3 separate regions of the Homo sapiens genome follow, and regions 2 and 3 are each linked to region 1. Evidence: chromatin loops called from intact Hi-C (ENCODE). Cell type or tissue: Calu3. All regions are shown on one strand. Region 1 has its middle 250 kb from the start of NXPH2. Region 2 overlaps LOC105373640 (a long non-coding RNA gene). Region 3 has its middle 66 kb from the start of NXPH2.

Region 1 (4,000 bases):
TGTGCCCTCTTCATGTAGGAAATGTGCAGCTGGGAAAGGGGAAGAATTTTAAATTGAACAATGAGCACTAGTGTTGATCTTACATTACAAAGAGTTTCTGAAACTACTGAGATGAGAATGTCCTGAAGACTGAAATAACCAAGAAAATCCATGGAGTCAGCCCCTCCTTTCATCCAGGGGCAGAAAAGAACAAATCCAAGGAGATGATGTCGAGTGGTTTGGCCGAGAACCAAACAACTTGAGTGCTTGGTTCCTGCATTACATCATCTTAACTGAAGTTCATTCCATTAACTTTTTATATGAGAAAAAAAGGAGGTAGCATAGGAAGTAATCAGGAAAATGTAAATTAATGTATTGACATCATTTTTCACAGGTTAGATTGGCAAAATTTAAGAGGCTGATAAAAATCCATTTTTGTAAAAATGAAGGGAAATTAGAACTTGTCCACAATATTGATAAGAACTTCAAGAAATAGTTTCGGAAGGTAATCATACATACATATATATATATACACACAGACATAAATACATATAGGTATAAGAATATAAACAGAGATATGCAATATTTCAAAACAAGTTTTTCTAACTTAAAAACCCTACAAGTTTAGAACAATATAAGAATACAAGCTCCATGAAATCAGAGGCAATCTAAAGAAGGGCTTGGAATATGATAGTCATTCTATAAATATTTGTTGAATGAATAAGCCTCTATTTATGCACAAAATGGAGGAAAATAAAGATATATTTAAATATTTAATTTTGTATAGTTCTGTATTGTGTGAATTTTTGAAATAAAAAATTTAATCACACAGCACTTAGAGTAAAATAAAATAAATTGTAAGTTAAAAGTACATGCTTTATGTATACTAGTTCTAACATTCTGCAGCTTGAACAAATCTACCAAGCTACTAATCTGCTAACATCTCTGGACATCTTTTAAATGAAGATAATAAAATACAATTAATGAGATTTTTGTGAAAATAACAAGTGAATACCAATTATCCAACTGCTTGACACATTGTACAGAGTCATTAAACGGTGGCAGGATATTATTTATCACTCTCCTAACCTCCAATGTAACCCAATGTCCTTTGCTGACCTTTTTTTAATCCAAGTTTCTCCAAGATGGAACCTCATCCAGGACTGACATAATGAGCTATGCCATCACTTTAAAATATCTCCCTATTCAGTTAAACTGTTTATTAATGACTGTTTTTAAGGAGAAGGAAAAAAGAGACTTAGCTGTTTATCTCAAGCCATACGACAAAATATATTTTAAGATCAAAGGTTAAATATTCAAATAATAAAACAGAGAAAAATATGGGCAATATTAATATGAACTTCAGAGGTGTAAAGATTTTTTTAAGCTTAACCAAAATTGAATAAATAACAAGAAAAACAAGTAATAGAATTGACTATACAAAAATAGAAACCTATTAAAGACATTAGGCCTAAAAAGCTTTCAACCAAGATGCCAAACACAAGTTTAATGCACTAATTTTTAAGTGGCTCTATGTATCTATCATAAAACATAAAGAAGCCCTTGAAGACATTTGGACAAAAGACAAAGCATGTAATTTACCCTCTCCCCAAATTCAGTCTCACACTTAGTTTATAAAAAGTATTATTGATACTTTTTAATATTAAAATAATTTTATGTATTATATTTTCCCATTCATCCCTGAAGCTAAGCTGTCACCAAGCAACCCCCACCAGGTGGCACAACATCCCCTGAGTTGTGTGCAGCTGTTACACCCTTCCTCATGGGAAGTCACTCCACCTACCCACCATGCAACCTGCTCCCTTGGCCAGAGCTGAAACTACCACTTCCTCCTGGGGAAAGAGTGCCTTTTCAGAGGCTCATTCCACTCCTCACAGTCACCACTACTGCACTCTGCACCTGGAGACCATCACTAAAGCAGCACACACCCTTCTAGGGAAACAGTGCTGAGGGGGAACTGTGCCATCCACCTCCCCCAGTCAGCTGCTGCACCCTGCCCCTTGGGCCCTGAGCTGAAGCTGCACACTCTCTACTACAGAAACGGTGCTTTGGTGGAGCTGCTACACACTGCCTCTCAAGAAAACAGTGCCTTGGCACAGTTACTCCAAAAATCCCTTTTAGTCACTGCTGTGCCCTGCCCCATGGTACTCAAATCGAAGCTGCACAGTCCCTCCCAAAGAAATAGTGCTTTGGTGCATCTACTCTATAAACCCCTCTCTGTCACCGCTGCATCCTGTCCCCCTGTGCCAGAGCTGAAGCAATGCAGGACACCCCAGGGAAATAGTGCCTTGGCTGTCCAGAGCAGTCATACCCCTCTGTGCCCCAGCTAAAGCAGAACCTTGCTTCCTGAGAATACAGTACATTTGCTGCTGCCTAGAGCAGCCACATATCCTTGGGGCTGAGTTGAAGCAGTTTGCTAACTCCCAGTGAATGGCATCTTGGCTGCACAGAGGTGTCACACACCCTAATACCTAAGCTGAAGCAACACCCTGCAACCCAGGGAAACCATGCCTGGGCCATCCAGAAAAGTCATGCCCCCAACACCTGAGATCAAGTGGGACAGCAACCCTTAGGAATCAGGGCCTTGGCTGAGCCGAGCAGCTATGCATCCCAGGGCTGAGCTGACCTAGTACCACATATCACAGGGAAACAAGGGAGTGGCTGATCTGAGACATTCTATCCTATGAGCCAAACAACTCTTATACCTTATGTCTCTGGACATGGACTAGTAACCTAGATTGGGAGCTTCTGATATACCCCTTTCCCTGGGTAGTGGAGTCAGTGTTGTGCTGCTTCCTGACCCCAAGGGCTCAAACAACAGCTGTGCTCTGCAATTCTGATGTCTTTGCTGCTACTGAGCTTGGCCTCACAGAGTCTAAGATACTGCCAAGCCCTGCCATTTCAAAGTCTGGAATCACTCCTACATGGAGTCTCATTTCCTGGGACTCCAGTGCCACTGAGCCCTGTTACTCAGGTTCCTGAATTACAGCCATACCCTGCCTCCCAGACCCAAACCTTCAGAGCACCTTTTCTTACCCAGAGTTGGGCCAGTGCTATACCCTGACCCCAGGGGTAGAATCACCACTACAATGCAACCTCTCAGGCCCAAACTGCTAGGGCATACCCCAGAGTCACAGATCTTGACTCTGTGGGCATCATAAATCTAACTTAGCCACAGAAAGCAAATCTGAACCCTAATTCCCAGTGTTACAATAGGATCACAAGATCTTGAGGCTAAGACCTCAATCCCACAGCTGCTCTGAGTACCTACATCTAGAACTCAGCACTGCTGCAGCTGCTTGCAGGCCATATCAGACCTGATAGCAAGAGCCAGCCCTTTGGTTAAGTCTCCCCATTGTGTGGAAAACAAGAATAGGAGGACCCCAAGATATCCCTTTTCCACCAAGAAAATCAACAACCTACATCACTGCCATTGCTGCCACAAATGTCTACAGTCCAGGCCACTAGAGGTGCCCACAATTATTGCTGACATTAATGGCTTAATGGATTTAAAGCATAGCCCAACTGTATGCTGCCTACAAAAAACACTTCACCTATAAAGACACATATAGACTTAAAGTGAAGGGATGTGAAAAGACTCCACACAAATGGAAACCAGAGTGAGCAGAAGTTGTTATACTTATATTAGGTAAAATAGACTTTAACTGAAAAACAGTAAAAGGAGACGAAGAAGATAACTATATAATAATAAATAGATCAATTCTGCAAGAGGATATAACAACCTATATGCATCCAACACCAGAGCACCCAGATGCATAAATGCTATTAGATCTAAAATGAGCAAGAAACTCCAATACAATAATAGTTGGGGACTTCTACACCCCACTGTCAGCATTGCAGAGATCATCTAGACAGAAAATCAACAGAGAAACTTTGGATTTAAACTGCACATTAGACCAAATGGAGCTAGCAGACATTTATAGACTATTTCATCCAACAGCTGCAGAATACACATCCTTTCATCAGCATATGGAAAATT
Region 2 (4,000 bases), 110 kb after region 1:
GAAACTCAACCATTCAGCATTTATGTTACTTACCAGTGACACATGCTTATGAGCTTAATGATATTATCTGGCTCCATCTAACACAATGGTGCTTTTAGCTAATATCTTTAAAAATTCATTTGGAAGCAAAAGAGGACTCTCTACTCCACTAGAGACAAAGCAATGCAGTAGTCTCCCCTCATCCTCAGTCTTGCTTTCCACTGTTTCAGTTATCCAAGATAAACTGCAGTGCAAAAATAGGTAAGTAAAACAAGATAAGACATTTCGGGAAAGAGAGAGGAAAAAGAGACCATATTCACACAACTTTTATTATACTATATTGTTCTAATTGATTATTGATTATTGTTATTAACTTCTTACTGTGTCTACCATAAATTAAACTTTATCATAAGTATGTACATATAGAAAAAAAACCACTATATACAGGATTGGGTGCTATCTGTGGTTCCAGGCATCCACCGGCGGTCTTGGAACATGTCCCCTATGGATTGGGAGGGGTTACTGTACTACATCCCCATCCTCAGCTGAGCTAGGAATGGAATGACATGCCTGAAGCAAAGCACCACCCTGGCCCAATGGTCTCAATGGCAAGCAGGGGTCATGCACCACCAGACGTTCTGTGTGACCACATCTGCAGGAGTACAAGTGCCCGAGGAGTTGTGGATGGAATGGGATGGGCCTGGGAAACACGGGCCTGGAGACCAGAAGGGTGAGGAAGAAAGGAGAAAAGAGAGTAGAGAAGAGAGAAAAGGTGGAAGGAAAAGAGTGGGAGAGTCAGGGAGGCAGGAGGAAGCGAGCTACTACTGTCCAGGAAGGGGGCAAAGCTACCAGAGGGCATCCCACCCCTACAATTGACACAGCTCTCTTATGTTCCTGGTGCCCTCTAATATATAAAAGCACTCTCTGCTAAACACAAATCATTTACTACTTGTCAACTCTTCCCTTGACTATTTTAAGGGCCTAATGAAATGAAACTTATGCGTGAAGAAAAGAGATTCATAATACGGTTATTTCAAGAATACAGAAAACAGCCACACACCCCTCAGTGCTGATGCAGCACTCTACCTTGCCAGTCTCTTTCTGGGTTATATTAAAACAAATACGGTTCCAGGATTCTCTCTACGAGCAACCTAGAATACATAAAGAAAAAAGATACGGTGTTGCCACACCCTAAAGGCCCCAGTAACCTCTACACACCATGGTCCTTCTCAAAGTTTACACTTATCTTACTTAACTATGTTTTCTCCTGAGAAACCTGGAATGTTACAGAGCTGGAAACGACATCAACTAATCTATATACTTTATTTTATACTAGAAGGAACTGAATCCCAAAGTCATTAAATGAGTGGTTTTAGGTCACACACAGGTTTGATGATGAAAGAGGGTACTACCCAATTTTGCCATTATCACTGCAGTATAAAGGAGGGTATCTGTACATATGTATATCACCATCTTTAGGTCAGTAGATTACCCATTTCTTCTTATTCACATGAGAACAGCTTGTTAGAAAACCCTTAATTGTTGTATTTTCTTTTTCTTAATTCATGCTTCTGTAATCTCCTGAGACTGGTTTAGAGAGAATACAGAGCTTACAGACAAGTCTTAAGAGTGTGATTTCTTTAATGTTTACAGTCTTATAATGCAATGGGTATTAAACCGTAATTACCAGTATTTTTAGGTTGATAAAAAACACATTTTTGTTGAAATATTGTGAAATTTATGGAAAAATAGATTATTATTATATTCAAGGTTTTTAACACATTTTCCAGCTCTTACTTTTGGTCATTTTTTTATTTATTTTTATTTTTAAAATCTCTTAATCATCTACCTATTTTTTCATAACATTTACAATATTTCACCAAAGTATATTCCACTCAGTCTTAAATGAGAACCTGAAACTAAGTACAAGTTAAAAGAATGGCATGACTGTGTCATACTCATATGAAGAAGAAAGTGTAGATATATAGTCATTAGTTTGGGGACTGTGAAAAATATAAGTTTTATTAAGTATTGTTTTGTCTTTTCAAAAAACAATGTGTAATTCTCAGTCCGAAAAATTTCCACTGATGAAATATATATTCTGTAAAAGGTTAAAGTTAAGGATAATGTAAAGCATAAGAGTTTACTGCCATCTTGTGGAATGTTTGCTGTTACATTCTGAAATACCTTTTTCTCCTTTATTGTCAAGAATGTCATTTTTTTGTTACTATTAGTTACAAAATGATTTGAGAGGTCCCCAAGAACTAACCAGAACTAATACTTATCTATAAAACAAGACATGAGAGGACTCATATGCTTTGCATCACGGAGATTTTTGATTCATATAGCTTACTACCCCTTGTTTCCAGTCATTTGCTCATCTACTTTTCCTGTTGAGTGAATTTAGCATTTAATTTAATATATTTTACTTATCAAGGATTCAGAATGAGAGAAATACAATATTAGAGTGTTGACTGACACAGAAAAGAGCAAAGAACATATTCTGCTCTTGGACATTTAGTCCAGCCCAGGCATCCAGGACAATTGTCAATAAGGTAGGTCCTTACTAACAAAATTTGGTACTGGGATCAGCATTACCTGGGACATTTTAAGAACTGAAAAGACCTGGACCCCATTCCAGCCCTACTGAATCAAAACTTTCATTTTTTACAAGATCCCCAATTGATTCGCACGCACAGTAAAATTTGAATTGTACTAGCATTGACCACCATGTGTCATTCCATTTACACTTTTATTATAGCACAATATGCACACACACACACGCACACACACACACATACACACACCCCACAGTTGCTTGGAGATGTGGGAAAAGCCAAGCATCAAAACACTTGGATTCAAGTCCATGTTATTTAATTTGTGCATCTGAGTTTAAGCCCGAGAATTTAATTTTTGTGGACCTGAGATTTTTCATCTGTATCATAGAGAAAGGTGTTCCAAGGTGATTCTAATGTCCCTTCTCATTCTAAAATTCTTTGATTTACTATTTATGCATCAGTTGTTAATTTAGTTAAATATCCATGCATCATTTATTCATGCATCAGCAACTTTATTGTTTGTCTCAGTAATTCTGATTGCAGCCCAATGATTAAGTTTTAAATTCACAGCTGGCAAGCTGGTGGCCCAGCAGACATGTTTTGTCTACTAAGAAAAGTATTTAAAATTTTTGAAATTATTGCCGGGTGCGGTGGCTCACGCCTGTAATCCCAGCACTTTGGGAGGCCGAGGAGGGCAGATCACTGGATCAGGAGATCAAGACCATCCTGGCCAACGTGGTGAAACCCTGTCTCTACTAAAATTAAAAAAAAAAAAAAATTAGCCGGGCGGGGTGGCGCAGGCCTGTAGTCCCAGCTACTCGGAGGCTGAGACAGGGGAATCGCTTGAACCTGGGAGGCGGAGGTCGCAGTGAGCCGAGATTGCACCACTGCACTCCAGCCTGGTGACAGAGCAAGACTCCATCTCAAAAAAATTAAAAAATTGAAATTATTTACCAACATTTAAAAAAAATCATTATTTCACATCAATGCTATGGATTTTCTGCTTCTCTTCAAAAATCAAAACACCTGTCCAAGCTCACACTTCCACATGGAAACAATTACCTATGGCTGAACCCCATTTTGCCCCAGTCCCCACCCAGCCCTTTTCTTTACATTAATGCCTGATCCCTGTTGGCCTTGGGGTCAGTAATCTATCACTTAAGCAGTGTTCTCAATCAAGACATTTAGCATGTCCAAAACCTGTAATAGACAGACCAAATGAAAAATTGTATTCCTTTACAAGCTCTAATCTTCAACACTGAATTGTGCATTTCACTGTAGTGTGAATATCCTTTTTATGTACCACAGTACCCTTTTATGACTATTAAGTATTCACAGCATTAGAATGAGAATTGGCTTGTCCACACAGGCCCAATTTACTAATTACTTCTCTTAGCCAGCTTTTACATGTCCACATGTATAAAAGTGCAAGCAACACAGTTCCCTTCCTATTCAAAGATTAC
Region 3 (4,000 bases), 190 kb after region 1:
GGAGGCCGAGGCAGACAGATCACATGGTCAGGAGTTCGAGACCAGCCTGGACAATATGGTGAAACCCTGTCTCTACTAAAAATACAAAAATTAGCTGGGCATGGTGGTGGGAGCCTGTAGTCCCAGCTACTCAGGAGGCTGAGGCAGGAGAATCGCTTGAACTCGGGAAGCAGAGCTTTTAGTGAGCCAAGATCACGCCACTGCACTCCAGCATGGGCGACAGAGCGATACTCCATCACACACACACACACACACACACACACACACACACACACAAAAGCCTTATATTTTAGAGATAAAATAACATTTATTAAAAAATAATACAACTTGCTTCAAAATAATCTTGGGAAAGGAATGGGCATTGCTATATATGAAACAAAATCAGACGTGAGTTAGTAATTGTTGATGCTGAGCGATGTGCACATAGAGGTTTATTGTATTCTCTCCTTTTGTATTTATTTAAAATTTTCCATAACAGAAAGTTAAAAATAAAATGAAAAAATAATGCAAATGTTATTTGCCTAGGTAAAATAAAGTGATTATAATGTATGTGTACTAAAAGAAACTTTTACATGTTTCGTAAGCAGGGGAGCCAGGCTCAAACTGTCTTGATTTCCACTAGCTACCTTGCATCAGCTACAAATCCCATCACCTCCTTGGCTGAAGCTGAAAAGCAACTGGAATGTGGGAAACTGCCATAAGATCTGGATCTTCCCATCACCGAAGTGAGCAGTTGAGGGTATGTGATAGGTAGATGTGATGCTTTCTGACAGTTCCCTGGACTGGCCTGCAAAGGGGCCTCTGCACCTACGTTTTGACTCCCAAAACCATCCCATGGTTAGGCTCACTTTTTTGTCCCAGCTCAGTCACCTCCCAGTCATGCAAATTCCCACTGAACAGATCTCTAGTCCAACCATTTAAATGTGGTCTGGAAGATAAGCCCAAATGACATCATAAAAATACATTAAAAATGACAATATTAGGTATGGCAGACAATGTGTCTTCAGTCTCTTCAGTATTTCCCCTTTCTTTCTTCCCAAAAGAATTCCAATATGTCTAATTTAAAAAAAAATTCACTTTCCAAAAATCTCTCAGAAGAGAGTTGACCATATAACATAGTCCTGGCCAATGGAACTTCAGCAAAAGATTTTGAGAGGGAATTTCAGGAACACTTTTTCAGAAACAGTCAACTCATTTTATTCTTTTTTTTTTCTTATTTCACTGTATGAATTGCAGTTTGACACTCAGTGCTGCAGCTGCCATATTGCAACCATGGGAGCAAAATCGACGTGCTCAAGATGACAGAGCAGAAATAGAAAAGGAGTCTCATTCCCTAAACAGCTGAACAGCCATGAACTGCCTACCTCCCAGACCAGAGGACATGAGAAAAATGAATTCCTATTTTATTAAACTACTGTAATGGGATTTCTGCTATATAGAGCTAAAAGTAATCTCTAACTGACATATCAGCTTATAAACTGTCCCAAATGTAAGAAATATGTTCTTATTATTAAATTCCCGGTTGGCGGGGGGGGAGGGTGGATCAAAGTCAAAAAAATTAAATATACATTGTTTTGTAAGTATAAGGCAAAATAATACAGTAAAAATATTATCCTAACAACTCCTCATGTTGGTTGGTGTCAGTCAAAACTTCCTGAAGCAGATGCTTGAGCATTGCAAATGCTTCTGCTGTCGTTAATATTCTGTGCACCCATGACTCAGTTTAAGTCTTTCGTTGAGACCATACTACACCTCCACCTTTTATTCGTGCCACAAGGAAACACAGATGTGTAATGTAAGCTTCTAATATGAGAAACCCACACACTCATACAATGTGAAGGAAACATACAAATGTAGTGATTTTAAATAAACAATGTATTATGGCATCCTGCTATCCACAGTGTAAGTACTATAACAGTCAGGATAAGGCCGCCCCACCGCTAGTCCATATTTTGCCTTTGTGCACATTAGAAAATTTTACCGCTTCCACAGAACATCTTACTGATATCTGTAGTGGGCATGTATGTATAATAATTATGCAAGTATCATATACAAAATATATTATGTAAACAGCACCCCCTAGAGGTATGCAGTATACAAGCAGCTCACTGTCAGCCCATCCTGGAGTAGGAAGAAATCAGTGTGGGCTGAAGTCAGAGATGTCATATATGGAAATGGTTTTGAGTAGAGCCGTCGATATATTAGAAAATAGAAGAAAGATCAAATTTTGTGTTTTTATGGAATTTAGATTAAGTTTTCATTATTTTAAGAAACTCTACTTATCTACAGAAAACAATACCAGATCTCGGATACTGATCATTATATCGTACCATGCCTGCAAAAGTAAATAACTTTTTAATCTTGCCATTAGAAATCCATGAGCATGTACCTTCCCATGCCATAAAGGAACTCACACACAGAGTGGCAGTAAATCAAATTTCAGAGGAACTTTTGCTGTGCTGGAGACTCACATTTGCAGGGGCATGCACACATGCAGGGGAAGATCATAAAATTACTCTTCCTGTCATAGCCTGCATGCAGCTTTGGCTGTTTGCACTGCCACCAGCAAGCAGCTTTACTGGTTGAGACACCCAAACCAGGGGTCTTGTTTGCAAAACAAATGAATATAACATTTAACCCCTTCCTGAACAAGACTATGACAAAGCAGAGGGACTTGATTTAATGTCTCATTCAAGTAAAATGCTCACTTGAGTGCTCTGGGAAAATACCTTTCAAAATATCTCTATGGTTCTTTTCAGATTAAAAATGGACATGATCTCATTCTTGGGTAAGATCCCATGGAAATTTACTTTCAGGTAGTTGAATTCAAGAGTATTCAGCCTGTAATCCCAGTGCTTTGGGATACCAAAGGGGAAGAATGGCTTGAGGCCAGGAGTTGGAGGCTGCAGTGAGATATGTTTGCACCACTGCACTCCAGCTTAAGTGACAGAGTAAGACTCTGTCTCAAAAAAAAAAAAAAAAGAAGAAGAAGAAGAAGAAGGAGTATTCAACTTGCTTGATGGGGCATCCAATACCCTAAGAAGTTTCTGAAGCAAAAGAATTCTTAGCCCTCTTCAGTCCTCTGATCACTGGATGGAACCAAATCTGTCTTTTTTTTTTTTTTAGAGAAAGCCTCACTCTGTTGCTCAGGCTGGAGTGCAATGACATGATCTCAGCTCACTGCAACCTCTGCCTCCCTGGTTCAAGCAATTCTCCTGCCTCAGCCTCCCAAGTAACTGGGATTATAGGCACATGATGCCACACCCAGCTAATATAGATATATATATATTTTATTTTAGTAGAGACGGGGTTTCACCATTTTGCCCAGGCTGGTCTCGAACTCCTGAGCTCAGGCAATCCACCCCCCTCAGCCTCCCAAAGTGCTAGGATTACAGGCATGAGCCACCGTGCTTGGCAAGTCTGTCATTTTTTAAATAATTTCCCCATGATTCAGATATTAGCTAGTGTGGCACTGGACTGATTAACCTTTTAAAAATTAAGCTACATAATTATCCTAGTTCACTTTTATTTTTCATAAGACATGATTCCCAATCTTTTGGAGGCCATGAGACTCATTGAAAATCACCATATTTATAAAGCACACTGCATAAAGAGTTGAGGCTGTTTACAGCCAGAAGCCAAAGACCTGGGGGTCTCTGGACAGCGTAGTCTCTGACCAGTCACCAAGGGCTGAGGGAATCAGGGCCTTGGCTCACTCGTAATTCACTCTAGGAAGAGGAGGGCACTCATGATAGGTGTTATAATGTCGAGAAGAAACGAAACCAGGATATTAGATTTTAGTTAGCTTCCTTGACTCCTCAATCCTAGAAATGGCTTTAGTCCTACTTAAGCAAGAAAACTTTTATATCTAATATTTTAAACCTAATGTTTTATACCTAGTATTAAGAATTTTTTTTTTTTTTGAGACTGAGTCTTGCTCTGTTGCCCAGGCTAAAGTGCAGTGGTGCAATCTTAGCTCACTGCCACCTCCACCTCCCAG

Evidence for each region. Hi-C counts contacts between places; a loop is a spot of excess contacts. Peaks named below come from ENCODE experiments on the same cell type or tissue, not always from the same donor. Only the 100,000 strongest peaks of a DNase experiment are listed, where the experiment ranks them.
Region 2: a loop joins it to region 1, with 11 times the contacts of the local background. A loop is called at or near these places in 11 of 110 quality-filtered maps.
Region 3: a loop joins it to region 1, with 6 times the contacts of the local background. A loop is called at or near these places in 9 of 110 quality-filtered maps.

Annotation. Positions count from the first base shown.
Region 1 is chr2:139,029,752-139,033,751 of GRCh38, reverse strand. No RefSeq gene overlaps it. Among named protein-coding and RNA genes, the nearest start is that of NXPH2, 250 kb to the right of the region's middle. In Calu3, no CTCF peak of the experiment used is centred here; a DNase peak (open chromatin) is centred at 1,741.
Region 2 is chr2:138,921,295-138,925,294 of GRCh38, reverse strand. All of the region lies in intron 2 of LOC105373640 (a long non-coding RNA gene), which reads right to left. Among named protein-coding and RNA genes, the nearest start is that of NXPH2, 140 kb to the right of the region's middle. In Calu3, a CTCF peak has its summit at 2,175 (motif pointing left); no DNase peak of the experiment used is centred here.
Region 3 is chr2:138,844,498-138,848,497 of GRCh38, reverse strand. No RefSeq gene overlaps it. Among named protein-coding and RNA genes, the nearest start is that of NXPH2, 66 kb to the right of the region's middle. In Calu3, a CTCF peak has its summit at 2,047 (motif pointing left); no DNase peak of the experiment used is centred here.